6 separate regions of the Homo sapiens genome follow, and all the other regions are linked to region 2. The links are chromatin loops, found by intact Hi-C in ENCODE. Cell type or tissue: GM12878. All regions are shown on one strand. Links, peaks and the distances in the headings refer to the core of each region. The heading gives the core; the rest is flanking DNA.

Evidence for each region. Peaks named below come from ENCODE experiments on the same cell type or tissue, not always from the same donor. Only the 100,000 strongest peaks of a DNase experiment are listed, where the experiment ranks them.
Region 1: it touches region 2 in a loop (5-fold over the local background); 3 of 110 quality-filtered maps call a loop at or near these places.
Region 3: a loop joins it to region 2, with 2.2 times the contacts of the local background. A loop is called at or near these places in 2 of 110 quality-filtered maps.
Region 4: a loop joins it to region 2, with 2.6 times the contacts of the local background. A loop is called at or near these places in 3 of 110 quality-filtered maps.
Region 5: it touches region 2 in a loop (4-fold over the local background); 2 of 110 quality-filtered maps call a loop at or near these places.
Region 6: it touches region 2 in a loop (4-fold over the local background); 4 of 110 quality-filtered maps call a loop at or near these places.

The regions. Positions count from the first base shown.
Region 1 is chr1:199,241,165-199,246,560 of GRCh38, reverse strand. The region is part of intron 3 of LINC02789 (long intergenic non-protein coding RNA 2789); the gene reads right to left. Among named protein-coding and RNA genes, the nearest start is that of LINC02789, 95 kb to the right of the region's middle. RefSeq lists enhancers at 2,788-2,877, 2,898-3,007, 3,048-3,147. In GM12878, for the core only: a CTCF peak has its summit at 2,925 (motif pointing right); DNase peaks (open chromatin) are centred at 2,890 and 4,221.
Region 2 is chr1:199,170,744-199,176,139 of GRCh38, reverse strand. The region is part of intron 3 of LINC02789 (long intergenic non-protein coding RNA 2789); the gene reads right to left. The region is part of intron 1 of LOC107985243 (a long non-coding RNA gene); the gene reads left to right. Among named protein-coding and RNA genes, the nearest start is that of LINC02789, 25 kb to the right of the region's middle. RefSeq lists an enhancer at 2,545-2,594. In GM12878, for the core only: no CTCF peak of the experiment used is centred there; DNase peaks (open chromatin) are centred at 2,579 and 3,290; H3K27ac peaks cover 2,740 bases.
Region 3 is chr1:199,271,950-199,277,345 of GRCh38, reverse strand. The region is part of intron 3 of LINC02789 (long intergenic non-protein coding RNA 2789); the gene reads right to left. Among named protein-coding and RNA genes, the nearest start is that of LINC02789, 130 kb to the right of the region's middle. RefSeq lists an enhancer at 3,872-5,071. In GM12878, for the core only: no CTCF peak of the experiment used is centred there; DNase peaks (open chromatin) are centred at 3,305 and 4,455.
Region 4 is chr1:199,079,829-199,085,224 of GRCh38, reverse strand. No RefSeq gene overlaps it. Among named protein-coding and RNA genes, the nearest start is that of LINC01222, 64 kb to the right of the region's middle. In GM12878, for the core only: no CTCF peak of the experiment used is centred there; a DNase peak (open chromatin) is centred at 3,264; H3K27ac peaks cover 491 bases.
Region 5 is chr1:199,038,717-199,044,112 of GRCh38, reverse strand. LINC01221 (long intergenic non-protein coding RNA 1221) reads right to left here. Exons shown (of 3, transcript NR_126351.1): 2 at 2,441-2,557. Among named protein-coding and RNA genes, the nearest start is that of LINC01222, 22 kb to the right of the region's middle. In GM12878, for the core only: no CTCF peak of the experiment used is centred there; a DNase peak (open chromatin) is centred at 2,382.
Region 6 is chr1:199,224,057-199,229,452 of GRCh38, reverse strand. All of the region lies in intron 3 of LINC02789 (long intergenic non-protein coding RNA 2789), which reads right to left. Among named protein-coding and RNA genes, the nearest start is that of LINC02789, 78 kb to the right of the region's middle. In GM12878, for the core only: no CTCF peak of the experiment used is centred there; a DNase peak (open chromatin) is centred at 3,103; H3K27ac peaks cover 779 bases.

The sequences.
Region 1 (5,396 bases), core at 837-4,836, 70 kb before region 2:
TTATATTATTTTTATGTCATTTAACAAGGGATTATCATTTTCTTATGAAATATTGCTTATGATAGAAAACAAGTCAAATTCTTACTTTTATCTCCTTCCCACTTTCCATGGAAAATTAAATTTATTTTCCTTTCAAGTTCTTCTTTCCCCTTCTGTGCCTTCCCTCTTAGATAATGATGCACTAGCTTCTTCTACATTACCTGACATTTTTCTAGTAAAAACAAACTTCCCATTGATTAAAATTCCCTTAGAGATGTTTTTTAAAAAACGAGTAAGTTTAAGTGGGTGTTTCTCCCATTTTTCTCCAGGTGGAGTAACTACATTGATAGGCCGTGTGGCTTCAAGGTAATGGCATTCCAGCATGTCAGGTGTTGCTATGGTGCTGAGAATCATATTCACAGGCTTCCTTTTCATGACGTCTTCATCTCTGATCTTAGATACACTACATGCATTGCTAATTTACTCCTGGCTGCACACAAACATCTGCATGTTCTCAGTTTTTCTCTCCCCCTACCTTTAAGAATGCCCATCATTCTTCATCTTCAGTTATTAATGTAACTCATTATGTGCTTCTCCAGCTGTCCTCAAAATGTATGCTGAATAAGACATGAGGAGGGAAGCTTAAAAAAATAAGATAGCTTTTCCAATCTAGGCAAGTCATTAGATGAATGTAAGTCAGAAAAGAGAGGAAAATTTTCCATACTATATAGTTGGCTTTGCAGTATGAGATGGATAGAAAGATACAACTTTATTCCAATATTATTATCGATGGTCACATACATTCAGTTTCAGAAAAAGTTTCTACATTTCAAGTGTGTTTTCTAAATGATGGGATTAAGTAAAGAAGATTGCCCCCATCCCCAGAATTCTATAGACTTATAGTAAGCATTATAACTGTTACAAAATGTCTAGATATTAAATTCAGTCATTTGCTTTCAATTGTATTTTTTTACAGATATATCATTGGTGAATACACATACATGTATCACCATGAATGATAATGGCATCTAATTTTAGGTGATGATTTGTTTCATAATATTTCACATATGGGTGCTTTACACAAAAATATTAAAGAACTAGAAAACATAGGACTTCTCACTGCATTCTTCATTATAATGTAGTATATTACTCTTATGTATGACAACCATCAACACAATTGATGACCACATATGTGGTATAATTTCACTAGATATTTGAAGACATCAGTATCTCCCTGCTGTCTTTCCTTACCCAATGGTTAGGACCAGAAATTTCAGTGTTGAACTCTCTTATTTTCCCCTTTAGTTTGTCTTTCTTTCTATTCGTCTTCCTTGTTTCTTTTTCCTTTATGTCTTCAATTTAATCATTTACTTTTAAATTCTTGTTTGTTCACTATTCATTTAATGAAAATCAGGGACTTTGCTAGGAATACAAAGATAGTACTAATAAAAGATTTTATATGTATTCACCTATAAATTCTACTGGGAAGATTTTCACTAATCTGAGCGGGTATCAGTAACTGACTCCTCAGTATGACCAAAGCACCCAAAAATAGGTTTAGAAAAAGGGTTATAGAAGAATGTGAAGGTTTTGGATGGCTGAGTACGAGAAGGCATACCAAATATGGCAACAAATAGAATTCTAGGCACTGAAGATGACAATCAATTTCACCTGTTTGTCCAAAATTGACTCCATATTAGAAAAATCTAGATCATTTAACATCATTGCAACCATTTCTTCATTTAATCATTTTTCTAAAAACTTATACATATACATTCCCTCCAGGAAATTTCAGTTATCCAGGCTTAGTGCACAAATATTTAGATTTCTTGGCAAACATTCTTTTCTTTTATTCCTTTTTAAAATGAATATTTATTTATTTATTTATTATAGAGACAGGGTTTCACCATGGCCCAGGCTGGTCTGGAACTCCTGAGCTCTGGCAATCCACTGGCCTCGGCCTCCCAAAGTTATGGGATTACAGGTGTGAGCCAACACACTCGGCCACAGACATTCTTTTCACACAACATAACTGTCTCATGTCTATTTATTTCTAACAATGACTGCATTGTTCCCAAATAAAAATGCCTAACTTACCATCTAGAAAATATCACTCTAGCCCTTTTGCTTACTTTGCAAAGTTAAAACAGTATGTTGCAAAGATTGACCAGGACACAGATTGGAGGATGACTTGGAGAGAACAGAAACTGGAAACGCAGAAGCAATTGAAATACTCATTTTTCAGACTTAAATGCCACCTCTTTTCATCCTATCCTTGTCTTCCTTTTGTCAGGCAGATAGGAACACATATTTCTCTAATTTCCTTTAGGACATGGTGAGATAGATGTCAAGCTCTCTTTATGTTTTGTGTCGATATTCTATTCATATTTATTTAACTATGTACAGTTGTCCACGATCTACATCAGAGGTAATAAAGTATTAATTTTACACTATGATAGTGGTAAAGGAAAGGAATTTATAAGTGGAAATGAGTTTGGGAAAGATTGTGAAGGAAGGATTGACAGAATTTGATCCCTGATTATATGCCAGGTGGAGGGTAGGGAGAGCAAAGTTTTATAATAAGTTTTATGCATAATGTCCTGGGAAAATAGTGGTACCCTATGAGCAGAAGTGGGGACAAGATGTTTGTTGGGAAAATCTTAATACCGATCTGGACACAGTCAACATTTGGCAGAAAGGATTAATGGACTATTTGGGCAAAATTCAGAAATGGAAAGCTCAAATAAGATTCCCCATCGTCAGGTGTCCTTTTTTCTCACCCGGAAGCCGGGAGGAGAAGGATCCATGTTCAAGGCTCTCAGGCTTTCCTCTTTCTTCAGCAGAGGCCGCAGCTGCCTTTGCTCGGCCCCCATGGAAGCCTTCACTTTCGCCTTGGTGCCTGTCTGCAACATCTGAGCAATGCCCAGATCCTCCTCCAGATGGTGCTGCTGCCTCCTCCACTGCCACAGGTGCCCAGAGCCTGTGCTGCAGCCATGCCACTCCTGGTGCTGTGGACAGGGCCTGGGCGAGCTCTTAGACCATGAGGTGCTCTCCCGGGCCTCTACTCCTCTACCCCTTTGGGCCTCGTAAGATCCTCACGGGAGCCCTGGAGAGCAGGCTGAGGGGAGGGTGAAGGCCCTGACAGGTGATGACTTCTCTGACCAGATAACTGGGCTCTTGACTTTACAGGGGGCTCTAGAGCCCCCCATGTGACCCCAGCTAGGCTCCCTCCATTTTCCCTGCTCCCACATGACCTGGAAGCCATGGCCTCCCTCCTGAAGTAGGAGCTGGGACAGATGGAAAACTTTTACTTTGATGTCCCAATTCCCCCACCACCTATTCCCATGGCCACCACAGCCACTGGCAATGCCTCTCCCTCTCCCCCTCCCCACCTTTGACCTTCTCTAACCTTCTGCCTTGTATACCCTTTGCAGGCCTCTCCTGCCTCAACAAGCCCTGGCAGGGGAACGGGCTTGATGCCCTTGTCCTCACCACAGTAGCCTCCTCTCCTTCCACCTAGCCTTCTAGCCTGGTCTCCTACCCCAATCCTGACACCACCCAAGGGTACCACATGCAAAAGAACAGAGACCAGAGGCTCTGAGGGGACCACTAGAAGAACTGGGCAGAGGGGGAGGCCCTGGGGGACAAGGGCCATGTGCTGGAGTCACAGAGCAGGAGCTGAGGGAGAGAGCTGAGTCAGCCAAGCTGGAGCTTAGGAAGTCAAGGATCTGCTCACCAAGCCAGTGGACTAGTTTCCAAACAGAGGACCACCACAGCTAGGTGGGCAGGGCAGGGCTTTGTGTTGTAAGGGGAGCTGGTTTTCAGCCCTGACTCACTTTTGGTTTTGTGTTGAGGTGAGAGGGGCCCCTCTATCATCCCTTTGTCTCCAACTTAATTCCTACTATCACACCCTTGCCTTTTTTGGGGGCAGGGTAAGCAATGTCTGACCGTTTTGCCCAGGCGTGTCTCAAACTCCTGGGCTCAAGGCATCTTACCTCTGCCTCCCAAGGAGCTAGGACTACAGGGTGCATACGCCCCTACCTCTGGTTTTATCCATCTCTCCTCTCCTGTCCCTTTCTGAACGTGGTTCCCCTTCCTTCCTCAGAATGGTGGAATGTTTGGCCTCGGTCAACATTTACACTACTCAAATAACCCAGGAACTAAGGTACACAGGGACTGCAGAGAGCAGGACAGAGCTTGGAAACTTGATCTCTTGAAATTCAAATCAGTGGTTTCTTGCAAGTTGTTTTTGGTGGGTTCTGGAGTGGCTGTGGGATAGAATAAGGAAGTAGGGCCAGGAAGCTATGCAGATTTACTATGCAAATGAGAATAGGAAAGCTGCCTGGTTATGTAAGTCAAGGAAGGTTGTAAGTCAAGGAAGTAAGAATGGAACCCAAATAATGAAGCAGAAATTCAGGCCAAGTGCCCTTGGGGAACTACCTTTGGAGAGGGAGCCAAAAGATGGTCAAGTTCACAGAGCAGGTGAATATACAGGCAAATGAGGAGAAATGGGCAGGGTTGAGAATGGCCATAGTTGGAAACTAAGTGTTCATTTTAACTTTAGGAAATCAGCATTTTTTAAGGTGATGGGGTAGGGGTCTGCATCAGGTGCGAGGGTAGCGATGGATCCTTTGTGAGATTATGAACAGAAATAAAATGAAGAGTTTCTTTTTGAGAAAAAAATCAAATTATAGCAAAAAGGATTATGTCAGGGAGTTTTGGAGTGATAAACTACAAAGAGTTATCTTCAGCTGTTAATTTCAAAGCCAGGTTCTGTGAGTCCCACTGGTACAATTAAAAGATACCTAAGTCACAACTACAGAGAGATGGCAAATTGTATATTGCAAGCTCACAGTATACTAAGTGGTAGAATATGGATTTGAAAAAAGATAATTTTGTGTCTGAATGATGACAGTTTTATTGTTTTTGAAATTTCTTTAAAAATTAGTAAGCTGTGTGTATTATGTAGTCTAAGCTCTATAATCTTTAGTTGCTCACAAGTTTATATTATGTGAAAATATTTTTTAAAATTATTACTTGATAATATATTATTAATATTATTAAATGAGAATGCTAGTAGTTTAAAGCAATCTCAAATGTTTAGATATTAAACCCTTTATAAATTGTAACTTCCCATTTAAACAATTAATCCTATAAACTTCAGCCAAAAAGTTTTGTTTTCCGTGTAAAGGTTCTTGGTTGCAAATGGCAGAAACCAATGCTGCTTATCAGAAGTAGTAAAGAAAAAGAAAGTTGAAATGATGTATAGTACCTTGCATAACCAATAGAAAGGCAAGAGAACACATTACAGAAAATTGTGTTAGAAATAATTGAGGCTAGGCACCCAAGAAGTCAACCATCCAGTGTCACCACTATACTAATGCTGACTTATTGCTCCCAATTTCACCACTGTCACA
Region 2 (5,396 bases), core at 845-4,844:
AGTATTATTCACAATTCATTTTGCTTTGTGGTATTTAACTTTAAATAATAGCAATCTTTAACTATAGCTCATGATTTTTAAAAAAATTCAGCAGTGTTTAGTATTTTCAGAGTTGTGTAATCATCATCCAACTTTAGAATACTTTTATCATTCCCCCAAAAGAGAGTAGTATAACTACAGTTCAGTTTTAGAACACTTTTATCATTCCAAATAGAAACTCCTGCATCCATTAACAATCACTCTCCATTACCCAGACCGCTTCTCTAGCCCTTAGGCAACCACTAATATACAGTCTTTTTTTATAGATTTAGCTATTCCGGACATTTCACATAAACTGAATCATACAATATGTAGTCTTTTGTGACTGGCTTTCACATCATATGATTATTTTTAAGGGCCGTTCATGTTTTAGCATGCACAGCACTTGATTCTTATTTCTTTTTATCGATTACAAATTTTCAATTGTATGGATATAGACATCAGTTATATATCCATTCCTCAGTTGATAAGACATGTGGATGATTTACATTTTTTGACTGTCATTAATAATGTCAATATGAATATTTATGTGTATGTTTTACATGGACATTGTTTTTATTTCTCTTGGATATACACTTGTAAGAGGAATTTTTGGGTCATGTGATAACTCTATGGCTAACATTTCAACGAAATGTCAGACTGTTTTCCAAAATGCCTGTACTTTTTTACATTCCCACTGCTATGTACAAGGGTTCTGATTTCTGCATATCCTTGCCGACACTGTTCTTGTCCGCCCTTTTTATTGCAGCCATTCTATTGAGTGTGAAAAGTTCTGTTACTGAGATTTTGATTTGTACTTCCATCCTGTCCAATGATATTGAGCAACTTTTTATGATATCATTGGTCACTTGTATACCTTCTCTGGAAAAACATGTATTCAAATATTTTGCTCATTTTCACTTGACTTAGTTGTCCTTTTTATTACTGAGAGGTAAAGATTCTTTTCATGTTCTGAATACAAGTTCCTTATCAGATATGTGATTTGCAAATATTTTTTCCCATTCTGTGGATTGTTGTTTCACTTTCTTGATGGTATAGTTTGCAGCAAAAAGTTTTTCATTTTGATGAAGCCCAATATATCTACTCTTTCCTTTTTTCACTTGTATTTTTGGTCTCATAATTAAGAAACTATTGCTGAACCCACAGTCATGAAAATTTACTTCTATGATTTCTTCTAAGAGTCATAATCTCTTGACTTTAACCTTAACATAAAAGATGCAATGAAGAAGGATTTTTCTGAAGGGAAAGAAGGAACAATAGTAAAAGTAAAGACAAGAAATAGGAAAAGAAGTAAGGAAAGATGTTATAGATCTTTTGAAAGCAGGGAATTTGTTTATGTAGTGTGGTTTTGAAGCTCTAACTGATTGGACTTTCCAAAGAACAACTAACTTGCTTTTAAAGCTCCAGGGAACTTTAGAGATGAAGGACTGGGACTGGAGCTTTTCTCTCACTACTCTTCCTGCCAACCATCTGAATCAGGGAGGAGCATAAGATATAATGCTGGCCCTTGGGACTGGGGCTGAGGCTGGGGTGGAGCTGGAAATAGAGATAGAGCTGGAGGAAGAGCTAGAAATGAAGCATAGGCTGGGGCTGGATCTGAGGCTGGGCTAGAGCCAGAGCAGAGGCTGGGACTGAGTTTAGTACTAGGGTGAGGCAGGGTGGCCACACTTGCCCAAGCATGAGTCTCTTCCTCTCCTCTTGTATCAGTTTTCTAGGGCTGCTGAAACAAGTTAACATAAACTGGGTGGCTTAAAACAATAGAAATGTATTCTCTCAGTCCTGGAGTCTAGAAGTCTGCAGTTAAGGTGTTATCAGTGTTAGTTCCCTTTGGAGGCTCTGAGGGAGAACCTGCCCCATGTCTCTCTCCTACCTTTTGATAGTTGATGGCAATCCTTGGCATTTTTTGGATTATAGATATATCACTCCAATCTCTGGCTCCTTCCCTCTGTATCTGTGTTTCTGCGTCAGCATTTTTCTATTTGTAAGGACATCATTCGTATTGTATTTAGGGCCCACCCGAATCCAGCATGCCCTCGTATTAACTTGGTTACATCTACAAAGAGCCTATTTCCATAAAGGGTAAATTCACACAGGTTCTAGTAAATTCTGGGGAGACACCATTCAACCCAATATACCTCTTTGGTAGGTCTTTTGGAAACTGAGCTCATGTCCCAGCACTTGCAAATATGAAAGGAGCAGGAAAGGAGCTAACCAACAAGAGGACAATGCTAAGACTTTTTGTCATGACAAGACCCAATGTCTATCCCAAGCTTTATGGAAATAACATTGAAAATTATTATCATATTTTACTGTATTAAAGGAACTAGATTGTATCTTGTTTTGTTAGAGAACCACTTGAACACATTTTATGTTTCTCTTCCCAGTGCTGGCTTTCACTTTGAATGCTTTAAAAGTGTCTGACTTCACACTCTGAACAGAGCTACTGGGAGTGTTTTAGATGCTACAGAGTGACCTACTTTAGATTATCTAAACTTGAGGTGTGAGAAAAAAATTAAAATCAATTTTGGTAACTAAAAGGAGGAAGTAGAGGTATAGAAGATCACAGAAAGCTGTTAGTTGCACTTTCATGCTGACAGTCTGTGGGAAGATCCAAAGAACCATCTGTTTGTAAAGTCTCTAGGCATGTTTTAACAGTCATGCATACAGGCAGCCTTAGATAATCACCACAAAAAAAGATTCTATCACACTGACATCATTTAGGAGTACTAATGGTATTTGAAATCATATAAGAATAGGCTTAAAAATGAAAGGTACACATAGTCATGTCTAAAGTACTATACCAAATTGTTTTTTGAAGTCTGTTATGAACATACTATTTGAATACATTTTTGATGTTTTATTATGCCCTATCATCTTCATCTACTTTTATGGTTAGCTTTTTATGGTTCAATTCCATTCTGTCTCCTACTAGAGCTTTTATTAGTCATGAGAGATGAGGCTATACTAAAAGAACAACCTCAAAAATCTCTATAGCATAAAACAAAAGATTTTGTTTGTACTCCTGCAAAGTTCCGTTAGTGGGTATTCTCCTTCATTTGGTGTGTTGGGGTAGCCTTAAGGATGGCCCTACAGTCATCCCTGACTCCTTGTATTCATCCCCTCTATATCTCCTTGACTCATCTTGTATTCTTGGATATGGACTGGACTTATTGACTCACTGCTAATGATTAAATACTCAGAAATAATAGGTTGCACTTCCAGTAGTAGGTTATAAAATGACTGTGGTTTTCATCTTGAGAACACTTTCACACTTTCTCCTGAATCACTTACTTCAAGGAAAGTCACCTGCTGTGTTAGAAGGGAATCCTGTAGAGAGGTACTGGTTGCAAGGGACCAAGGCCTGCCAGCAAACCTAAGTGAGCTTGGAGGTAGGTACTCCCTCACCACAGTTGAGCCTTCGGAGGAGACTAGAGTCCCAGAAAACAGCTTTGCAGTAACCTTATGCAAGAATTTGAGCCACAGGCCCCTAGGTAAACTATGCTACGGTTCTTAACCCACAAAATCTGTAAGATGATAAACATCTGTTTGGGAGTAGTTTGTTACACAGCAATAGATAGGTAATATGTCTGGTAGCTTGGGAATCCAGGGGCTTTCCACTTTGTGATTCAACCATAGCAACATGAGACTTCAAATTTGCCCTCGTGTGGAAAAGAGATCTTGGAAAATCCACTCTTGAATTGACACACATCATTTGCACTTACAGTCCATTGGCTAGAACTAGTCATGTGGCTCAAACCTAACCTCAGGGAGGCTGGGAGAAATAAAGGAGGGCATGTAATTCTCTGTGGATATCACTCTCATTATCACATTTGCTCCATCCCTTGTCAGACATTAAATCAACAAACACTTTGAAAATTGCAATGTTAAAAAAAAAAAAAGAAAGAAAAAACATTTCTCAATCCTGTCACCTCATTAAGTTAAAATCCCTAGTTATTCCCTTTATTGCAGTGCTGCTCCTCATAAGAGACAAGTCCAGACAATCTTTCTCTCCTTGCTCTATCTCTATACGCTGCTGAATCCTATGGACTGGACTTATCTGACTTCTACCTTCAAATCTAAAGAATATGATTGTTGAAGATTTACAAGACTTTTTATATTTAAAAAATGAAAAATCTTTTCTGAAGCCCTCATCCTTGACCTCTGAGGCTCTTAATGCAAAATTTATACCAATCTTGTTAGAATTTGTATTCCCTTTCAATTTTTGTGATATATTTTATTATTTCAGTCATTGGAGGAGTCATGCTGGTGACCATTCTATTAATAAATGCAGCATCACCTCCCATTCTTCTCCAATTATATTGGTTTTACTTATTTGGCACAAATATAAGCAGGAAAGGGGAAAAGTTACTTAACATGTCTTTAAAGCATATTTGAGTTATTTTACTTCCCTGATTTCCTGTCTATCAGATTCTAGGATTACTTGGAGTAACAGTAAAATTATCGTTCAATTATTAATATATTGTATCACAAACTATTAAATAGTAAGATAGATTTTTTCTTTTTTTCCTACTTTCCCAAATTTTCCAGTGATGATAATGAAAATAAGCTGGCATCATATTCCAAGAAACAGTGAAAGGTAATTAAACAATGACCTAAGAAAACTATCGGGGAAAGCACCTATTATTTGTCATAAAGATATGTGTTAGATTTACATAAACATATTTTATTATTTAATAATTACAGAATGTTTAATTGGTATATATCATGTGTTTAACATATCTGTTAAAATTGGTTTATTGAATCCAATTTGGTTTGTGTAAGTCTGAGGAAAAGAGTTCTGAAGGGGTATGCTAAGATATCTCCTATAAAAATGTTTCTGATATGACCTTTATATTTTTTCTTTTTCACTTTTTGTTATTCCTCTTGTCCCCTTTAGTATAGGGGCTCCCAAATGTTCTGACTTTGGCCTTATCTTCCAGTTCTCTCTTCCCTTAGTGATCACATCTTCACAGCTTCAAATGACACTGCTCTGGGTATAAGTGTCGAGTGTGAATTGCTACTCTTGACCTCACTCCCAAGCTCAGAGCCTGATTTCCAAGGCCTGCTGGCTGCCCTTCTGACATCTTCTACTCTTCACTTTCAGAACAGAATTCAAACCTGCTTGTCCTCCTGGTTTTATGTTTATGCCAATGGCATGATCCTTTTCCCAGTTACTAATATGAGAACCTCTGAGTCATCTGATTCTTTTTACCTCCATCTCCAGTAGCTACCCAGATCCTGCTAGTCTTGCTTCAGCTATAGCCTTCTCAGCTATGCCGTCCTTTCTTTGTCAGTGCCTTAGTTTGTCTGACGCCTAATATATTGACTCTCATGGAAAAGACACTTAATAAATATTT
Region 3 (5,396 bases), core at 902-4,901, 100 kb before region 2:
GTGTATTAGTCCGTGTTCACGCTGCTGATAAAGACATACCCAAGACTGGGCAATTTACAAAAGAAAGGTTTAATGGACTCACAGTTCCACATGGCTGGGGAGGCCTCACAATCATGGTGGAAGGCAAGGAGGAGCAAGTCATGTCTTACATGAATAGCAGCAGGCAAAAAGAGAAGAGAGAGTTTGTGCAGGGAAACTCGCCTCTATAAAACCATCAGATCTTGTGAAACTTACTCACTTTCATGAGAACAGCATGAGAAAGACCAGCCCCCATGATTCAATTACCTCCCACCGGGTCCTTCTCACAACACATGGGAATTTTGGGAGCTACAATTTAAGATGAGACTTGGGTGGGGACACAGCCAAACTATATCACTTGGTTTGTTTGTTTGCTTTTCATTTTCAAAACAGCTTTATTGAGATATCATGGAGGTATAAAAATTGCATTTATTGCATACATTGTGAAATGATGACTAAATTCCAGACAATTAGCGTATTTCACTTCTACATAGTTACCATTTCTGTATGTGAATGTGTGTATATATGTGGTGAGACAATTTAAGATTTATAATGTTAGGAAATTTCAAGTAAAAACATAGTATTTTTATTATTTAATTTATAGCAAATTTAATACTTATTTAACTATGGCTACCATGCTGTACATTAGATCTCTAGAATGTATTCATCCTGCATAACTAAAACTTTGTATCCTTTGACCAATATCCTCCCATTGCCCCTGCCCTCAGCCCCTGGCAACCGCCATTCTACTCTGTGCTTCTGTGAATTTGACTATTTCAGATTCCTCAAATAAGTGAGATCATGTGGTATTTCTCTTTTTGTGTGTTGCTTATTTAACTTAGCATAAAGCTATACAGCTCCATTCATGTTGTTGTAAATGGGTAGGTTCCTTCTTTTTAAAAACTAGACTGGTAGGGTACAGTGGCTCACGCCTATAATCTCAGCACTTTGGGAGGCCAAGGTGGGTGGATCACAAGGTCAGGAGATCAAGACCATCCTGGCTAACACAGTGAAATCCCATCTCCACTAAAAATACAAAAAATTAGCCGGGTGTGGTGGCGCATGCCTATAGTCCCAGCTACTCGGAAGGCTGAGGCAGGAGCATCGCTTGAGCCCAGGAGGTGGAGGGTGCAGTGACCCGAGATCATGCAACTGCACTCCAGCCTGGGCGACAGAGCAAGACTCCCTCTCAAAAAAAAGAAAGCTAGAGAATATTTCATTGTGTATGTATATGTATGTGTGTATATATATATGTATGTGTGTATATATATGTGTGTGTGTATATATATATATATATATACACATACACACACATGAATACATACCACATTATTCATCCATCATAGGACATTTATATTGTTTCTATATCTTGTCTTATGCTACAGTGAACCTGTATTCATATCTTAGTCAATGCTAAATAAACATTAAAGCGCAGATATTTCTTTGCAATCATGTTTTCAATTATTTTTAGATCTACACCCAGAAATGGGATTGCTAGATCATATGGTAGTTCTATTTTTAATCTTTTGAGGAACTACCACACTATTTTCCATAATGGGTGTACTATTTTACATTTCCATCAATATTGTACAAGGGCTTCCTTTTTGCCTCATCCTCACCAACACATGTCCTCTTTTGTCTTTTTGATGCTAGCCATCCTAACAGGTGTAAGGTGATACCTCATTGTGGTTTTGATTTACAGTTCTCTGATGATTAGAGATGTTGAACACCTTCTCATTTGCCTGTTGGCCATCTGGATTTCTTTTGAGAATTGCCTATTTAAATCCTCTGCCCATTTTTTAACTCAGTTATCTGTAGTTTTGGTATGGAGATGTATGAGTTTCTAATCTATTTTGAATATTAACTCCTCATTAGTTAGATGGTATACAAATTTTTCTCCTATTCTTTAAATTGCCTCTTTATTTTGCTGATTATTTCTATTACTGTGCAAAATCTTTTTATCAGAATCCCATCAGCATTATTTCCAGAAGTAGAAAATATCAGAAAGTTCAAATGAAACTATAAAAGATCTTGAATAGCCAAAGCAATCCTGAACAAGAATAAAGATGGATGCATCAAATTTCCTGACTTCAAATTATAAATTACAAAGCTGCAGTAACCAAAACAATATGGCACTGTCATAGAAAACAGTCACGTGAACCAATGGAACAGAATTCAGAACCCAGAAATAAACCCACACATTTACCCTTAACTAATGTTCTGCAAGGGTAGCAAGAACACACAATGGGGAAAAATGTTCTCTTCAACAAATGGTATTGGGAAAATTGGACACCCACATGCAAAAAACAAACAAACAAAAAAACAAAAGCACCAACAACAAAAAAAGGAAAGAAATTGGATCTCTATCACCATGCACAAAAACTAACTCAACGTGGATTAAAGATTTAAACATAAAACTTGAAATGGTAAAATTACTAGAAGAAAACATAGGGGAGATCCTTCTTGACATTTGCCTTGGAAATAATTTTCTGAATATGACATCATAAGCACAGTCAATAAAAACAAAAATAGATAAATCAGATAACATCAGATTTTTTTTTATTTTTAAATTCAGTATGCCCATAGGCATACTATGATGCATATGTGACCCTCATCCATTAGGTCTATAGTAGCAGAGTAAAGGTTAAGAACCAACAAGTGACAGCCCTGTAGCTAAAATGCTAATGTCAGGAGGCTAGTCCTTCTTTGTGCTAGACTGCACCATAAGTGCAGAGAACTGAATATGTTTGCATTATACCCTATGCCCCATTAGATTAAAAAAAATTCCCTGTGCTGTAGTTCTAGACTCCTCTGAGCCAAGTTAAGACTGTTAAATTTTTTTAATGCAATAAAATAAGTCCCAGACACAGAGAAAAGGCAATACAATTTCTCAGGTACTGAACTCAGCTGCCAATTACTTTGGACCTTGAAAGCAGCTGGACGGAGAACACCTGATGGGCTGTAGCAGGTGACAGGTGGCAGAGGGCACTGTAGATGGACCTGGAGGGAGCAGGGATCCAGGCTTTGGCTTTGGCCCAGCAACACCAGGCCAAGTAGGAGGAGACATTCTTAGTGCTGTGGTATCACTATCACCTGTTTCCCAGTGCTTAGAGTCTGGAAAAGGGATAAGCCCTTGCTTCTAAATGCATTTGTAGGTCACAATGTTTGCATTTGCAAATGTGATAAGCTCTCCCTCTAATCTCTATTTCTTGGTTCCCACGTATGTTCCAATTCTTGCTTGAGGCTTCCCTGTGGTGGGGTCTTACAATAGCTCTTACGACTCATATTCTCCTGTTTCAAAATAACTCAGCTCTCCACTCACCATTCCAACTATCTTTTGCAACTCAAATTACCCCAGGGCTAAACATTAAGCTACATATTAAGAGAAAGCTCATTGAAATAATTTTTACCTTGATGTGAGTAACTAATGAGGAGGCTATCTTGACTCTCCAGGGGCACTTGTGTTTCAAAAATGGAAATTTGTTAACTAAAGTAAATTGCCAATTAGTGGACAGTGTTGTGGTAAGAAAAAAAGGTGAAGGAAGTTTCCAGACTGTAAGGGAAATATTTCTGGAAAGAAAAACTTTCTCTCTGTGCATTCTCATTCCTCTTTACTCATACAGGTACTTACAAAATTTTAACTGTAAGTTTCTTGCAATATTATTATCATAAGATGAAAATATATTTCAACATTTTCATGGACTCTGATAATAGTCTCACTGACAATGTACTTTTTATTTTTTTTAAACATTTATTTTGTCTTATTTGTTGGATGTTATCTAAGTTAACTGAAGAACACTTCGTAACTTCCAAATATTTTTCTATCGAAAAAATTTGAGGCCATCTTATAGAGAAACAATATAGAGTAGTACATACAAGACTTCTGGTATTTTACAATTTGTTAATAATGGCTTAAATGTTTTTGCTTTGTTTTGCTATTGGAACTGTAATAACACAGAATAGCAGTTGGCATCAAGTTGGAGGCCTTGCCTTAAATCCAGGCTCTACTGCTTACTACTTATGGATTTGGGGCATGTTATTTTCTCCTATTTGTGCCTCTGTTTCTTCTTACTTACCTTGCAGATTCATTATGAAGATTAAATCAATTAATGCATGTAAAGTGCTTATCATAGAACTTGGCATCTTATAAAGGCTCAATAAGTGCTAGCTATATTATTGTTATCACCTCTATACCTTCTCTGTGCTTCCAAAAGCAGATTTTATTTAATGTTTAAGTCCTAAATGTTGAATATATATTATGTCACCCACAGAGAGGAAGAATAATCTGAGTCATGTAATTACAACTAAAAAAGTATCATGATCTACCCACAGGTACTTTCCTCTGAACAGCACCTAAACATTGTCTCATTTTAAATTTCTTGTCACTATACTAACAGTTTATAAATAAATACACAGTAACCTCAGAGGGAGGCCTGGCATGTCCGGTTTAGGCAGTAGCCAGCTGGGCTGAGGGCTGCTGGCTTTGGGTCAAGAGCAAGCGCCCCCATGCCGGTCATTAGTTGCCAGGAAATGCTTTCCTTATTAGTCATTATTGCCTGAGGATTTTCTAGTGATAGAGTGTTAATACTGTAAGAAATGCTATAATTGCATGACTAGATTAGAAGATATGTACTGTACTTCATTATTCTACTTTGAAGTCTACCACTAAAGTGATCACTTTGCCAAAGAAAAAAATATGGAATATATTTCAAAGAATTTTCAATGTAAATGTAGATTTAGTTGTACAATTAAGAGCAGAAACAAGTAAGCGGGACTAGTAAGTGAGATTAAAATGTTAGAAACATATTCTATCAATAAATGCATTTATTGAGAGCCTACTATGTGCCTCACATCATCCTAAGAAGAAGACATGGCCTGTGATGACACAGACATTTGACATTTACAATCCTGTTAGAGAATCAAAACTAAGAGGTATAAAACAATAGAAGAAATAGCACTGTTCGTGTCACAACTTTGTACTGAGATAAGCAATACTAATTTATAAAAATTGCTTGGCAAACAAAGTCATCTGAACTTAGACAAGGTATTTGAATATGGTTAAGCAATCGGCAATGCTATTTGAGAACTTTTAACCTCGACTTCAAATGTTCCACTTGAGAGCTAGGATTGCAGGCATTTCTTGCTGCCAAAGCCACTTGGTAACCAGATCTCAAAACAATAAAAGGCTAAAAAGAACCTATTAGTGCTATGAAACTTTTCTGCTAAGAAAACTTAGAACAGCACAGAAATTACCACACAGATACTCTTTGTGCAAAACTTTTTACTAGGAGTCACCAGAAATAAAGGTGCCCGACAAACATTAGATGAGTGAAGAAGGGAGAAAGAAGGGGTGTGGGGTGGCTAATGTCTACTGGCCA
Region 4 (5,396 bases), core at 911-4,910, 91 kb after region 2:
CAGGAAGATCCCCCCATATTGCACATATTGTTTTATTGTCTTCTTTGTCATTCTTTCTTGTTCCCACTTCTCCCCTTCATCTTAGCATTAAGGTTTTCTAGCTAATCTCTCTCTGACTTAGTGATGAGGTTCATTGCTAACAGAGGGTCATGATCCCCATCCCAGATTTGTTTATCACCATAAGACTTGAAAAAAAACACCACTGATAAATGTACTCACAGCATTATATTCCTTTACAAAATACTCACCATAAAAATATTTAAACGTTGGATAAAATGTTGAAAGATCATTTTGTGTGCTTTCACTAGCTGACTGAGAGACAAAAGTCACTGAAGGAGGAAATTCCAAGTCTTGCTAAAGATCACTCTGTAAATAATAAATCTTTTCTTAAGTCAGAATACAGCATTCTATCCTTCATGAAAAATTCTTACCAAGTTAAAATTTGAAAATCATTTTGTGTGTAGCTTGACCTTCCTTGTGAATGTCATGACAGGCATCTATTACACTAAATTGATAGCTTGAAAAGTTCTGGATCAACATCAGGCAAACAAGAACAGGAATAGACTTTATGTAAGGGCTTGAAGGAGAGACCATCACAGTCTGGCCTACCCTTTCTCTCCCCAGCAGTTTTAATTACATAGTATAAATACATGACCACAGAATCTAAATACATGACCTGGTAGGAGCATTTCTGTGTAAAGTCTGTGGTCACAGGGACAGATGGCAAAGCTTCCAATTGCATCAGCTGTCTCCCTACTACTCAAGAAAAGGCGCATGTTTCTTGTAAAACAACATGCTTTCATCCTGCTGGGGCAGGGACTGAGGAATGAGTGGAAATCACTTTTCCTAGTTGTCACAGAGCCCCAAGAGTGATATAGGTAGACTTTTCACCCTCTTGTGCTTATTCTTAGCACCTCACAAGAATCAAAGTTCGACAACTTGGCAGCTTTGAAAAATGTCATAAGTTGCTTTTCAACTATATTTTCTTTTTCTATGTCTGAAGTGGAAGAAAAGTAGCTGGAAGTAAAATACTGCATTAAAATTTTTTTATACCTTAGTAAATTAATATATTCTACTTATATGGACATTTTAAAAATGAAATGATTACTAGGGAAAATATATGCTGAATCATCTTCAAAACATTTGCACTTGTATTTTTTCACATAGATACAAAACTAAAATAATTTAATATGGATTTGTTTAATACAAACTAAGAGCTGATGTGTTCAGAGATAACACTTGAAACAATGTCAAGGTTAGAGGACATAATCCAGATGTATGTCATCATTTACAAAGCCAAAGCCAAAATTATCTTGAAAATTACAAATTTGGTGGGTTATTTTTAGTGTCAGCCAAGAGGAAAACCCAGGGTTTGTACCATAACAGCAGTGCTTAGTTTTCATGAGTCTGGAATGTAGTCATCAACCCAGCTGAAAATAGGCAACAGCATCAGTGTGTGCTAGAACAGAGACTGCATTGCAGTTGGTGTGTGTGGACAAAGACTAATTCTTAGTATTGTTGGAAAGAGTGACTGCCACATCACAAACTGCTACTGTTCAAACTTCTCAGAAGCTGCATGCAAAATAAAATAAATAAAACAACTATCCAGCACAAACTTTACACAATACCACTTCAATTTCAATGGCATCCCATCATTTGACCAGGATAAATAGGTTTCATATTTGTAAGTATCCATATTTTTAGATTCAATCTATGAAACCAAATATTCTTTAACTAATGGGATAAGATGATGTCTTCTTAGAGAGGAAAAAAAAAAAAAAAAACAAAACACTTGAGCTCTTCTTCTTACCTGAGAGAGAGCTTTGGAAACTCTGGGACTAAACAAATGAAGACAGTACATTGATTTGTTTCTTGTGAAAGAAAAAGCCAGGGGAACTGCACAGCCACAGCATGGCTCATGAAAACCTTTAATCTATTATGGAACTAAGACGTGGTCTTGTTTTCTCCTCAAGCAGCTACAGTCAGTGAAGCTGGGACTCTATTTGCTAAGACAGGAGGAGATAATCTTGAGGGACTGAGTTGGCAATGATCAGAATTCTGTAGGACTCGAGGCCAGGTATGAACAGTGGAAACTGAAAATGCCTTTGACCATGATGCCACGTATACATTGAAGACCTCCTTACATTCTCCTTTCCCCTGGGAAGAGGGGAGGTCAGCCACACTCAGCTCTAACAAAGTCCTTTTGAAGCAGTTGGAGCTGAGGCTGTGGCCACTGACCAGCCCTGGCTATGATGATCAAGCCTGTTTTAAATACGCTAGTGTCTTGGAATTCCTGGTTGTTGGAGGTAAAACAATGATGTCATAGACATATAAAGAAATATGATAAATATAAAACAGGAATGATATGATTCTGTTTTGTATAAGTAAAAAAATAAATTTAAATTATGCGTAGCAAAAGAGAATATTCTAATTAAGAAAAAATAAAAGAAAATGAGAAAAGAAGAAACTCAGAAACTATAGATTGGCTTGCAATATACATATCCAAGTTTCTGCTTGGTGCTTTTCAGTACATTATGTCATTTAGCCTCTTAATTGTTGTCATACCTTTAATCTAATTACTAAGCTGATTTTCAGCAAATAAAAAACTCAGAAAGGTTAAACAAATTGCCCAAAGTAATAGACAGATAGATAAATATCATATAAGAAACATAAAACAAAAGCTATGAGTATCAGAAATGAAAGAGGAAAGTTGACTTCAAATGTCAAAAAAAAAGAGATACTAGAATTATTATGAATCAAAGATACTCCCAAGACATAGGGTAAGGAAAGAGTGACTATGTAAATTTACAAAGAGAGATTGAATTTGAAATTGGAAAATAGTTGGCAGAATGTTGAGGGAAAAACATGAAAATTCAAGGTATGACTTTCTAGAACACATAAACAAGGACTTTTCAGAAAACTTAACTATTGGTGTCATCCTCAGAAAAGCACCAGTCCTCAGGCCCAAGACATAGATGCTACATATGGTATCCCTTAAAATGAAAGAATCCTAAAAGTGGTAGTTATCTCCTAGTTAAATTCTCCAGTGCTTTTATTGAAGATCTACCTGAAATCTTACCCATTTAACAACATTGCTATATTATTATCTCTTAATACTTATTTGTAAATGGAAATTGAAACATTTAGTCTTGAGTTTTGTCAAGTGTGGTGAAACTGGGAGTCTTATTACTTGTAAACATTTTAAAAATAGCTTGGGAGTGGGTTTGAAATTGTTAGGTATGCTTTGCTGACTGTTTTCTGGTTATTCCTCCTACTAATTTGGTGCCACTAATTGCTGTAGGCTTCTATTATTAAAATGTGGTTAGTGAAAAGGGTTATGAGTTATGTCCACATTTTGCCTTTGAGATTGTAGACAGTGAATCTCAGTAGATTATAAAGGGTAGTTTTAGTCATCTGGTGGCTGTCATAGTGAAGCTGTTTCTCATGACTTGCATACACATGTGGATAGACTTTTTTAAAGAATAAACTAAAATCCTGAAACAAAGTCATTTTCAAGGGTTTCAGAAAGGTTGGTAAAATGACAAGAGGGATAAGAATTTGGTAGCTAAACTCTTTCTCTGGTCTGAATACTCATTTTACTACTACTAACAAATTCTCCCTTACTTCCTGGTTCTTTATTTTTATTTGTCCATTATCTTATTTTCTCACTAGTCTGAAACCATTTAAAATGTTTTGTGGGCTGCATCATGCTTTCTACATAAGTATGTCATCAAATATGAGAAGAAGAATTCTGGAGATTAACAATAGAGTGGCAATGGCTTATTCTCTGAATCTATTTAAAAGGGAATGTTATGATCTATTTCAATGCACAAAATAATAAACAAAAATTGGAGCTTGTTTCAAAATCGGATTATAAAATTTAAAGACTGTGGAAGAAATGTCAAATGCATACAAGTTTTAAAATTCACAGCAAATGTATAGCTTCATTTTGAAAAGTGCAATGAATTGAGAATCTATACATGTTAAAATAATGAACAAATAACTTTTTCCAGGAGATGTCTAGAAAAATGTCCACTAAGTACAAGCTCAAAGTAACTATGTGAAAAAAAAAAGGAAAAGAAATACAATATAGTAGTTGGAAGAAATGAAAACCACCAATACTTTGGATGCCTTGGGTTCACTTCCTTTTCATATATTTGTTTTAAAATCAATCTGAGAGTATGGAAAAGTGTGCAAAGGCTTGATTTGGTGTTCAGAAGACAAAATCTCAGTGACATCAGAGACTACCACACACTTAGAGTGAGAATGATGAAGGGGCAGGAGGGAAAAATTCGGCTGCAATCAAAATGAACCAGCCACGGAGGCTGTACGTGTTTCTCAGATTTCAAGTAGTTCTAATCCTGAGGAGTAAGATGACGCCTAGACTAGTTGTATTGGTAAGTTCAGAATCACTCTACATTTATCATCCACACACCTGTACTTGCACAAGAAGAGTTCAAAGCTAAAAATTCTAGAGAACAGAAAATAATGAATGTTATGAAGAGGCAGGAAAATACCATGTTTTCTGCCACTATGTAAAGAATGGCTTAATTAATGACAGAAATTATCTTTAATTAATCATCTATTTCCTGTATTGCAGATTTCAGTTCTGTTTAAGTCTTCATGATATAGTGACTGAGGTTAATGCAAGAAGGTTACTTATGCTCAACTCCTTTCTTGCAGTAAAGTGATGAAAAGAGACGTGAGTCAATCACTGAGGATTTTTAAATGTTGATAAAATGGTTATTTGCATGTGATATTGAAATGCAGCAGTTTAACCATAAACTGAATATTCAAAACAAGGAGGCAATTGATCTGAGAACTCAGCAACATGCGTTGGTTATTTTCAGATTTCTACAATGTAATAGGGAAAATGTGTGACTGGTGTTAAAGACAGAATGATGAGGCCTCTGAGCATACAAATAATTGAAATGAGCAAGAGTCTTGTATCAAAAAATAGATGGAAATTTGACAGGTAAACACTAATGAAAATCTGGTTTATATGAAGACAATGTATTTGAGTTCTGCTGATTTGGCAAATAAGAAAGGTTAAATGGGGATACTTTTAGTTTTAGGCCATCTGATCCAGATAATGATCATTTTAAAAATCACAATGATCAACATTCCATAAACAAAAGGCAGCACTAGATCACTAGGTATATTAAAAAATGTAGAATTAGTTCAACTCAATATCACTACCTAAAAGGTAATCAAATAAAGTTAGAACTAATTTTTTACATTTAAATGAATATGTTATGAGCTAAGAGTGACAGAAAATTGAATAAGAAATAATTTTAAGACTATAAAATTGAATGAATTGTGTAATATTTAAAAGAGGGAGTGGCTTAAGCTGAAATTTAAGTGAGGAGTGAACTTCATTTTATTAGCAAATATTT
Region 5 (5,396 bases), core at 596-4,595, 130 kb after region 2:
ATCAGTGATCATGAGGACATTCAAATATTGCATCTCAGGCCTCATAAAATCCATTGATACCATATTTTTCTCTAAACCAGAAATATTTAGGCCAAAATGGTTCAAGCTATTTTGATCATTTATTTTTTTTATCTGGTCTGGGACCCTGGGCCTAATGTCTTACTGAGTAAAAATCAATTGCTAGTAATTATACTAGAATAAGTACACAATATTGGAAATCAGAAAACAACCTGATCCTTGAGCCAATCTTCAATACGTTTATGGTGCTGAGTCTTACTTTCCTTAGCTATAAAATAAGAGGATTGGACTAGATTCCTACAAGTGGTTGCTCCCATTTTAATTGCTTTAATCCTAGGAATCTACTATATTTAAAAATCCAAAAGAGCTGTATTAAAGGACAGTGTGACAATGTGAATATGGACGTTGTAGAGAGTTTCAGACAAGTCTTAAATGTTTACAATATAGCCATCCTGCTACATAAAAGTTTGTCTCCCAGAGGATATATCTAAATCATTCTTTGGCCTGCCTTAGCTCTGGGAGAGACTAAACAAGCATCATGCATGAATTGTGCATGCTTGTAAAGCACACAGAAATATGTTATTAGAAAGTAGTATTTAACCTAAATAGAAAATCAGTAAAGTAGCATTTTAAATTATCTTGTAGCCTGATGAAAATTCAATTAGAACATGACACCCAAACATTTAGGAAATGAAGAAGTTTTCTAAGTACTTTAAAAAAGGAAAGAGAGATTGACTCTTCATATTTTCAAGAAGTAATTGGGAGAGTTATGTGAACTGGAAGAGGCCTCAGATGTGAAATGAACTAGGCTTCATGTAAATGAAAGGTATAATGATGGCTAAAACACGTACAAATCAGATAGCACCTGCCTGAAGTACTTAGACCGGGGAAAGAAGGAGAAGAAAGAAGATAGTGTTCAAAATGTTTGCTTAGATATTGATTAGAAGGTGAAATGTCAACTGGGCTTTCTTGCTAGACTGGGTACCTAGCAAACGCGATCCCATGAAATAGGCAAAAAGAAGTAAAGAATATGCACATCAACTATTTTATGTGACATGGTCTCAAGTTAGCGATTGATATACTAAGAGTGTTTGCCTTTGAGATGTTTTTCCCCAGTAATAGTATCTAGATTGCTTGAAGAAATTACTTTAAGTGCTTTAAGAAACCACTTAAAATCTGATAAATTCACTAGATGAATAGAATAGAATGAAAGACCAATGAATTATGCTTTTAATGAATTTATTGCAACTTTGTTGTCATTTTCTACTTCACACTTCTTTTTACCACGTATATTTTATAGCAAAAACACACAATTTTTCCGTGTGGGTGAGAATTTGAGTTATAGCCACAATATTATTGTTGAAGTATGTTTTTCAAAGTGTTTACAATAAAATGACTCTGGTAGTATGTTACAATATTGTGAAAGAATAATAATAATGATCATTAAAAGCAAAGTAATGAACAAAACCAGAAGCCACAAAGAAACCTTTCCAAGAGAGCATTTCCAACATTTTATATAAGGATGAATATATTCTTATATTTCCTTATATGGAGAATAATATATATGACATGCTGGAAGAAGAATAAAATAACTTAAAAAAAGAGAGAACGAACCAAACACAGAATGTACTTATTTTTGTTACTGTTCAAATTATTATGATGGGAGTTGCACAATAATGTTTAACAAGCACAAGCTTCAGACTCCATCACATCTGAGTTCAAAGCCTAAGCCCTAGGAGCTTGGTCAAAAGCCTCAATCTTTGTGAGTCTGTTTGCTCATCTATAATATGTGGATGGCAGTTCTGAGCTTATAGAATTTTCATTATAATTAAGTGAAATCACAAAACCAAATCAGTTCCTCTTAAGTGAGAAAAAGTGGCAAACTTTGTTGTTACTATTTTAATATTTATTATGAATATTTATACTTACTACCTTTTTCAATATCTATAATTAGACAATAAAAATATTTCCATTTTAAGGCATTCAATAATAGCTCTGTTAGCTTATAAAATGCTTCCTTGAGTTTCTTTTGGTTTGGTAAACATTTTTTTAAAAACCTTCATTGAGATTGCTTGGTTTTCAATATGATAAAGTGTAGGTCTCTATTTTAAACATCTTTTCTGAGAAGATAAGTAGCTATGTGATTTGCAAAATGCACAGCTTGTAAGTCTTGTAACTTTAAAATATTTCCCTTCTACTCTCTGCCTGCAGCCCTTCATCTCTCCGTTTCTTGGTCACCAGTTGAGTACAAACTCTCTGGTTTTAAAATGTTATCTATGTAAATTCTTCTGCCACAGCTGGACAAGATGCATTCAAGAGTTTTTCTGTTTCCTGTGTGGTGAAGCAGCTTTCCCCTAACGACTATTTCCCATCAGTACCACAAAGACCTACCTTCTTAACCACTGTTTCAACGGTTTCTTACCACTTCCACCTTTCTGTAGAACATTTCATTTGGAAGGAGAGTCACAAATACTTGTTCACTGGGCTGTTCAGACTGATAACGTCTCTTGGGACTTGAACATTGATGCACAATTCTCATCTGGAAAAAAAATTCAACTGTCAAACATTGGCAAAGAATACCAGAAATGAAAACAAACTCTTTTCTGTCTTAGTGTCACCATAAGATAATTTGTTTTGCTCTCTTAGAGAATAAAATTCTTTACCTTTTTTCTAAAAATCAAAGTAAAAACATTTCATTATTTGTCTATTTTGCTTACTTTAGCAAAAATTTTAATACATTTGGATTCTAAGCATGTGTTTTACTGATAAATGCATTAAATTGTTATTAGAAACTTTAGACCTAAGAATAGAAAATCAAATGAGATTGACAAACATGGTAACATAGGCTTAATTTTTTAATAAGGAATGAGAGAATTCTAGTACTTTATTCTAATACAATAAATAATGTCAAGACTTTTCTTTACATGTTCAAGATTTTTCATCTAAAAAAAGACCCATGTTAATTATTAACTGCAGAAACAAATTATAAGTATTATGTCTACATTTCTTATAAAGAAATAATATCTTAATATAGCCTTTAAAAATCATAATTATTTTACCTGCTCATTTGTAAAATACTAAATGTATTTGAATTATTTTTCATAAATTAAGGAATTATAAAAGTTTAACTGTCATTTGTATATTATATCTTGATCTTTTCATTCATTTTTATTTTCTGGATTTATGGTCTTTGTTCTTATGGTTTTCATTCTGTTATATGTTTCCAAGATATTTTCAAATAGAGTTTTAACTGAGTGATGCTAGATTAGAACATTTTCTAGTTCAAAATATTTGATGATTCAATAACATAAATTATGTTATGGCTCAAAATTACCCCTCCCCTCAATAAGCACACACTGATAAGCAATGACATGTGTGGAATAAAAATGACAAGAAAGTATGGCTCTGTCTCAACAAAAGGCAGAACTGACAGCTAATGTTTGTTATTGCTCTAAGCACCAGAAAGTGTGTACTAAAGAATACTAGGTTTTTAGACTGTGAATAGGTGTTCCACATACAACTACAGACATGCCAATATCTACTGGAATAAATTGGATAATTTCTTGCTGAAATAAAGTTAAGTTGGTATCTTTACACAGGTGTTCTCATAGACTTTGATGTGTTAACACTGTGAACATTCCAGAGAAGGATATGGCACAGATCTCTTGAAGCACCTCCTAAAACTATGAAAACACCCTTCGGCTCTATTAATATGTAAAACAAATATTGGCAAATTGTTGATTAAGAATCTGCTTATGCTGTTTTTCTGTACATTTAAGTAACCACAAATTGTGTTTTTTCTTTCACAATATGTCACTTCCTTTCCATTCTCAATGTCCCCACCCTAGTTTGGGCTTTTGCCTCTCTCTGCCCACCTCTAGTTTCTCTTCTTGTTCCATCCTATGAATTTAATCATATTAATCTTCTTAATGCAGCTCTAATAAGATCACAAATTTCTTTGAATATTTGCCACAGTTTCCTTTATGAAGAGCAAAAATCTTTCAAAATGTAATCTGATATGCAGGGGTATCTATAATGCAATCCCAACCAACTTTCTAACGTTTTTTTTTTTTCAAATGGCATTATTTCTTGACCCACCTGTTTGATGAATTGACCTGGTCACCAGTCATGTCAGAGATTTATTTTCTCTGATCTTTTGATCACATTAGTCCTTTGTCTGGAATATGCTCAACCAGCTTGTTCCTATTGAGATCCAGTGTAGTCCATTCCTTGGTTCAAATTGAAATGAAATTTCCAGCATGGAACTCTCAGATTCTTCCAACAGGACAAAGCCTTCCCCTCATCTGAAACTCCATAAAAGTTTCTTACAAAACTTTTGAGGTATATATCACATCTGTGTGTAGTTGCCTCAGTTGCCTGTCTAAACTGTGAAATGGTTTGGGATAGGAGATAGAACATCAGGGAGAGATTTCTGCTAGGAAGTCCATGGCTTTAGGCAGTGGTCAGTTATATATGAAGTGGGTGCAGGGGCATTCATCTGATGAGTTTATTATTCTGATAAAGTAAATGCTAAAACATTTCAGAATCACTTCTTTAAGAGAAGAGCTACAAGATACTCATATTACCTTCGGCAAAACAGCTTTTATTATTTTATCCTTTTTATACTTTATTGAATACACCAAATTTAGAGTGTGTTTTCCAAATATTTTATATGCCTTCATATTTGCTTTTATTCTTTGAACAGAAGATAGAAAAAAAATTCCTCTGTCCAAAAGAGTACATCTTCTTTTCCTCCTTTTACTAGTGCTATTGCAGTCCTTCAAGACCCTAAACCATGCTAGCCCCAGATAGGTATGTTAACCTTAAAGACAGCGCCTAGGAAATTCTTGAGTGCATCACATCTAAAAATCTCTATTTATGAACATTAGACATTATTGTGATTTTAAAATTTCCCTAAGGCAAAAAATAAACTAAAATATTCTAAGTAGAAAATAAATAAATACATATAAATAATTTTACATTAAAGCAATTAAGAAAATTTCTCCCTAAGACAGCTGTAATTTCAGGGCAACTGTAGAGCCCTACCAGGACTGAAAGATCATCTTACATCTAGGATAATCTGTTCATTAGAGTTGTGGAGGGGAACTCACAAACATGAATCAATATTTCTAATACATAATACTTTATGCTGTAGACCACATCTTTAAAAGAATTCTGTTCTCTTCCAAAGAGCAGTAGGGACATAGACCCCGAGTTATACTTGAGGAACCTTCAGCAAGAGCATTACGATAGATTCCCAACAACTAGAATCCTTTCTTGGAATGCATAATGGAAAGAAAATACCTGCTTTTAAACCTTCCTCTCAGCTTTTACCTTAGGTTCACAACAGACTTGATTTTAATGTAACTAATGTGTCC
Region 6 (5,396 bases), core at 907-4,906, 53 kb before region 2:
ACTTCCACCAAACCATTGAAGCAATAGTTTCTAAGTTGAATTTTTTTTCTCTCCTGATACAGCATAGAACACACTCACATATTTTTCATGTTACTTATAGTCATCCTGTAAACTATGTCTGCAAAATGTTAATGAGATTTCTTCTTATCTGGGCCAGAGTCTAACATGTATGTGATTTCCCAAAGAGGACTATATAAGCCAAGTAATTTGTGTCACACAAATATTCTCTGGAGTATGTGAAGATAATATTCCAGTAGGCCCAAGGGACAATCCCAAAGGTGATTTTATTAGAGAGGATCTCCCAAAAGATGCCAGACATTTTCCTCCCTGTTCCTGAAAACCTTTACCCTACAGCTAAAAGAGAAATGCTGAACTAGGAACCAACATTTCACGAATCCCCACACTCTTTCTCTAAATTTGTGTCTTGATCACTGTACTTGTGAACAATCCAGTAAAGGTTTCTCTGGATTTCTAGCTGGCCTCACCTAGTTTCTCCTCTGTGCACTGATTTGTTTATTGGTTTTCAGATGTGATTCAGTCTCTCCATCTTAAAAATAAATAAAATGTAAATACACATGTACGTAACACTTTGCTTATACTACTTACACCTCAGGGTATACTTGTAGGTCTTTCTTTTGCTTTAATGTCAATCTTCTATTCATGAAATTTTTGGATTCAACTTTGATTTCTCCATTTGATTCTTATAAGTGTTCACTCCTTCACAGACCTATCTTTTTGTCTTCCAAATGTTCCTTTAACCTATCATTTTTTGTCGGGGGGGGGGGAATTCCCTAATGCTGTGCTTAAGAGAATAATATGACCCCCATAAGGTTAAAAAAAAAACCAAATAACCAATTGACTCAAGAGAATTATCAGATGTTACAGAAACTGCCACTAACCAAGCACTGGAAAAAAATATATATTTGTGTTTTTTTTTTTTGTCTTTTCTTTTGTATTCTTTTTTTATTCCTACTTTTTTTTAATTGCTGCAGCCACTTACACATCCTTGTCCATGCCCAACATATAAATGCAAGAATAAGCATGCATTTTACAGAAAAGGCATCATTACTACACTGTCTGCTTTCTATGTTGTATCAACTATATTTATAAACAATTCTGTACTGTGTGAAAAAAATTTGGGTCCATATTATCTCATTGAATTGTGGGCTCTTTCTGTATTTTTAATTGAACCATGTGAAGAGGAAATATGACAAGTTGACCCTCCATGCCAAAATTTTTGTTGGAGACGATCACATAGTGAATAAAGTTTTACTTTTTTTGAGAGGTTTAGCAACAATGGTAGCCCAGCTCAGGCAAAAGAAGGAATAAAATAACCAATTTCTTTTCATAATGTACCCAGAGCTTACATATGAAAAGGAATAATAAAACCAGAAAAATAAACTTTTAAATTTCTTCTTGATACTTCTTTAAAATATTGCAGTGACATTGTATGTAAAGAAGCTTATGTATGGTAGGATGTAAGTTATTCCTTCAGTAGTTTCGAGTATTTTCTAAAATGTTTTTATTATTTTATTCAGTGATAATATGACTAATTTCCTTTACTAAAAATTAAAGAGTTAGCATAATAGTAATTCCATTGTAATAAGAAAAAATATTTCTTGAAATCATATATGTTAAAAATGCCTCAAAGGCACAAAAGAAATTCCACAGCATGAAATTCTCAAATTTCAAAATGAGGATGCATGCATCTTACGTCTTACGCTGGAATTTTCATTCGCTAATCAATTATGCATAATTTCTATTCATCATGTTCACAGAAACATTTTTCCTGCAAATAGTGAGGCAGAGACCAGGATCTCCTAAGTTTACATAAATCAAATTTTGGCAATTATAAGGGATTTTGCTTGGTCTGAGACTGGTCTATGGGGTTTTGCCATAAAGTCTGTTCACAGCTAACAAAGGAATTTTTCGCTTGTAAATAATAGGCCAAATACAAGCCCCCATGAGCCTTTTCCATTATGTTTCTTTCTTGAGGCTGTTCATTCTGTTTTCTTTTTTCTATGGTTGGATTTGTTGCCATATAAAATAGCAGTTTCAAACATTCTTTGTGATGGGTAATCCTATTAGTTTGGAAAAATGATTTTCCTGAAATTTGGAAAACAGGATAATTTGCCTCTTGCCACTTTTCACATATGCCATTATTTGATCACAATACTCTTTTTAGTTGCCATAAAATAAGAAAGGCTCTATGTCTTTTTTAAAAAAAATGTTCTTTTATTCTAACTTGGAAGCCTAATTAGTCCAGATTGTATTAAAATGCCTTGTTTTTGCTGCTTTTGTCAGAGAAGAGTTAGAACATGATGCCTCTCTTGGTAGGTCACAGACTGAAGAGGCCTGACCCAGGGAATCAAATGTCTGACCTGGCCTGACCCTAACCTCTACTTAAAATCAAGTCTTTACTTTTATTTAAAAACAGAGGTATACTTTCCATGTATCTTTTTTTTCTCCTTGTCCCAGCTGCTAAGAAGTACTCGTGGCTATTCATCTGAGAGCTCAGGGTGGGAAATTACATTTTCCAATCTTCTCAGTTTGGAGAATGGGCTCTGGGCTTGATTTACTCATGTTTACTTAGGGAAAATGCGACTATATTGTCTAGAAATTTTATGTAAGAGAAAAGCAACCAGAAAAATTCAGAATTAGATGAATTGTGGGTTTTCCTTCCACTGCACATGAAACATAAGCAATCATTTATTTCAAATGAATACTTAACACTGAATTAAAAATTATTCCTGATTGTGTTTTAGCAATTAGATAAAACATTTGGCTGACATATTAAAAAATTACAGTGGCAAAACATTTAAAACAGTATCAATTTTCTGTTGGGAACATAGGAGGTTGGGTGAGCTCCTCTAATAATAATACCATTAATCACTCTATGGTTTTGTGCTCTCACTTCTTAGGCAAATGATCAATACCCTTAATTTTAGGCTGGCTTTTATTGTACGGCTCTGTGATTCTTTTTTTCTCTGTTTGTGTGGTTCTTACAGTAAATTTAATTTATGACTGTGTAGGGTGATATATCCTTAGGTCATATCCTGTAATCTTTCATGTGGGGAATTCCCACGGAGTTATTCTGTGAGATCTGATGGCAGACTCTTTTGCTTTTACTTTAAACATCTTTACTTTTTGGGGGGTTGGGGGTGTGGGAGGTTTGCTAATTCAGTGCATTCCAAATTATAATGTACAGAGCTTTTATTCATTCATTCAGTCATGTAATATAACTCTGCAGACTTGAGTAGCCACAGAGGTTCCTTCTTATTCTAAATTCAATAATTTGTACCTTTGAAAATAAAAACTCTTTAGGGCCTCACAAGCTCAAATTTTCCCACTGTCTAGCTCTCGTTATCATAGCTAGCTTATTTTAAGAAAAGAGCTAAGTTTTCTTTTGTAGTCAAATCTTACTAGTTGTGATACTCAGTGTAGTAGCCAAATGTCAGCCTTAATGGTAACACGGCTTTAATTTTTTAGAGTAAGGCACATTGTTGTATTGGCATTTTCAAATTCAAGTGCAGCAAACATAGTCAAGTGTAGTAAACATACCTCTTCAGCCTGTGATGCTTTTGCTATGTTGATTTAATCACAAACAGCAAAGAGAAACACACTAAAAATCTCTTTGAAAATGGAAGTGAGTTTCTAGAAATATATCAGAATAATGATTTATTTTTCAGTTGGTCTATGTGACGTAAGTTAAAATGCAAGTAAAAATTAAATCTAGATGCGCATGCCTTGATTTAAAATTATTGAAATGTTCAAAATTGAAAGGTTCTTCAATTTGTGAAGTACATGAGGTCTGAGCCATGTATAGGACAATTTAAAATTATACAAGCTCTCTAAACTTCCCAGAGTGCTTCAATTTGGACGTTATCAGGGTTCCAGGAATGTATAATGCATAGAAATTTGAGGCTGCTGAAAATACTCTTTTTTTTTTTTTTAAAGAGTTCTTCTCTTGTGTTCAGACATCTGGGCATGTGCAGACACTGAAGAATAAACTGATGTAAACTTGTTTGAGTGCTTCAATTTGTAAGTGATTCGAAGAGCCGCCCAAATCACTCAGCACATGTTCTAATGGTTAGAACTGCCACATTCAACAAGTAGAGGGAAAGATGAAACTAAATCTTCACCAAGAGAAAAAAGGCTAATGGCTCAGGAATTCAAACATTTTCAAAAATATTTTACAATATTTTAGGAAAGATGACTTGAAATATGGCAAAGACATTATTAAAGGAGAGAATTCAATTAAACTTTTTGTCAAGGCCTCCCTTATGTTAATTTCACACTGTGCTATTTGTGAACTATACTCAGGCAGTCTAATTGACTTACTGTCCCTTGAATGGCCCACATTTGACCATGTTGATGTCTTTTTGATCTGTTTGCTCTTGCTGGTAGCTCAATTCTGAAAATAGATTTCATTTTGCATGTCAAGTCACTTCTCTTACTGGTGGTTGCCTGGAGTGCTGTGTTGAGAATTCAGAAGTCACATTAGGCAGTAAAAGAGGGTCATAATTAACGTTGCCACCATGGACAATGGAATGACATTTGGGATCATAGAATTTTTGTTTTGTTTTGTTTTTGTTTTCCCTATTCATGTCTTGTTTTCCTTCAAGATTCTGTTCAGGTAAGACTCAAGATATCCCAAACATGTCTAATTGAAGTTTTTCAATATTACAGCCCTTGATCTTCATCAATACAGCATTTTTACCCCTTAAACTTTTAAATATTGAAAGAATGATTAAAATTTTAAAATTCAATTGATGGTTGTTTTATTTTCTGTTTCAAGAATGTCTCATATTAATAGATAATAATAGAGAATTTCTACATACACTGATATAATGGACCTTCCTGGTCTTATGTTTGCCCCTTCTTAGCTGTATGACTTTAGGAAAGTCACTTTACCTCATTGAATTCCATCAGCTTCATTTGTTGAGGAGTTAAATAAGGTCCTTTCCCACTCTGAGCTGTGAACTTCTAGTGATAAAAGTGGGATCAATGAGGCACCTATCCTTGGATACTGAAATGTCAGATTGAAACATAAAAATGGTAATATTCCTGAGTGAAGTGGATCCTCTCAGCATCCTGGAGAAACTTCCCTAGTCAAGTCTGGAATTTCTGAGCTATTGTTCCCAATAGTGGCAGGTGTTGGGCCAAATATTTGGCATAATTTTAGAGGCTGCATGGGAACTTTTAGTTCTTTTTCTAAATGGTCCCTGTCTATCAACTGGTGCTGATAATTGTTTAGGCTGGAACAAAAAATTTTATTTCCCAAATTAAAAGACAGGAATGCTGAATAGTAGAAAGAACAGATGTTTGAGGGGCAGAAAGACCTGAATCACTTCTCTATTACTCATCATTTTTATAAACTTTCACATGTTTCATAG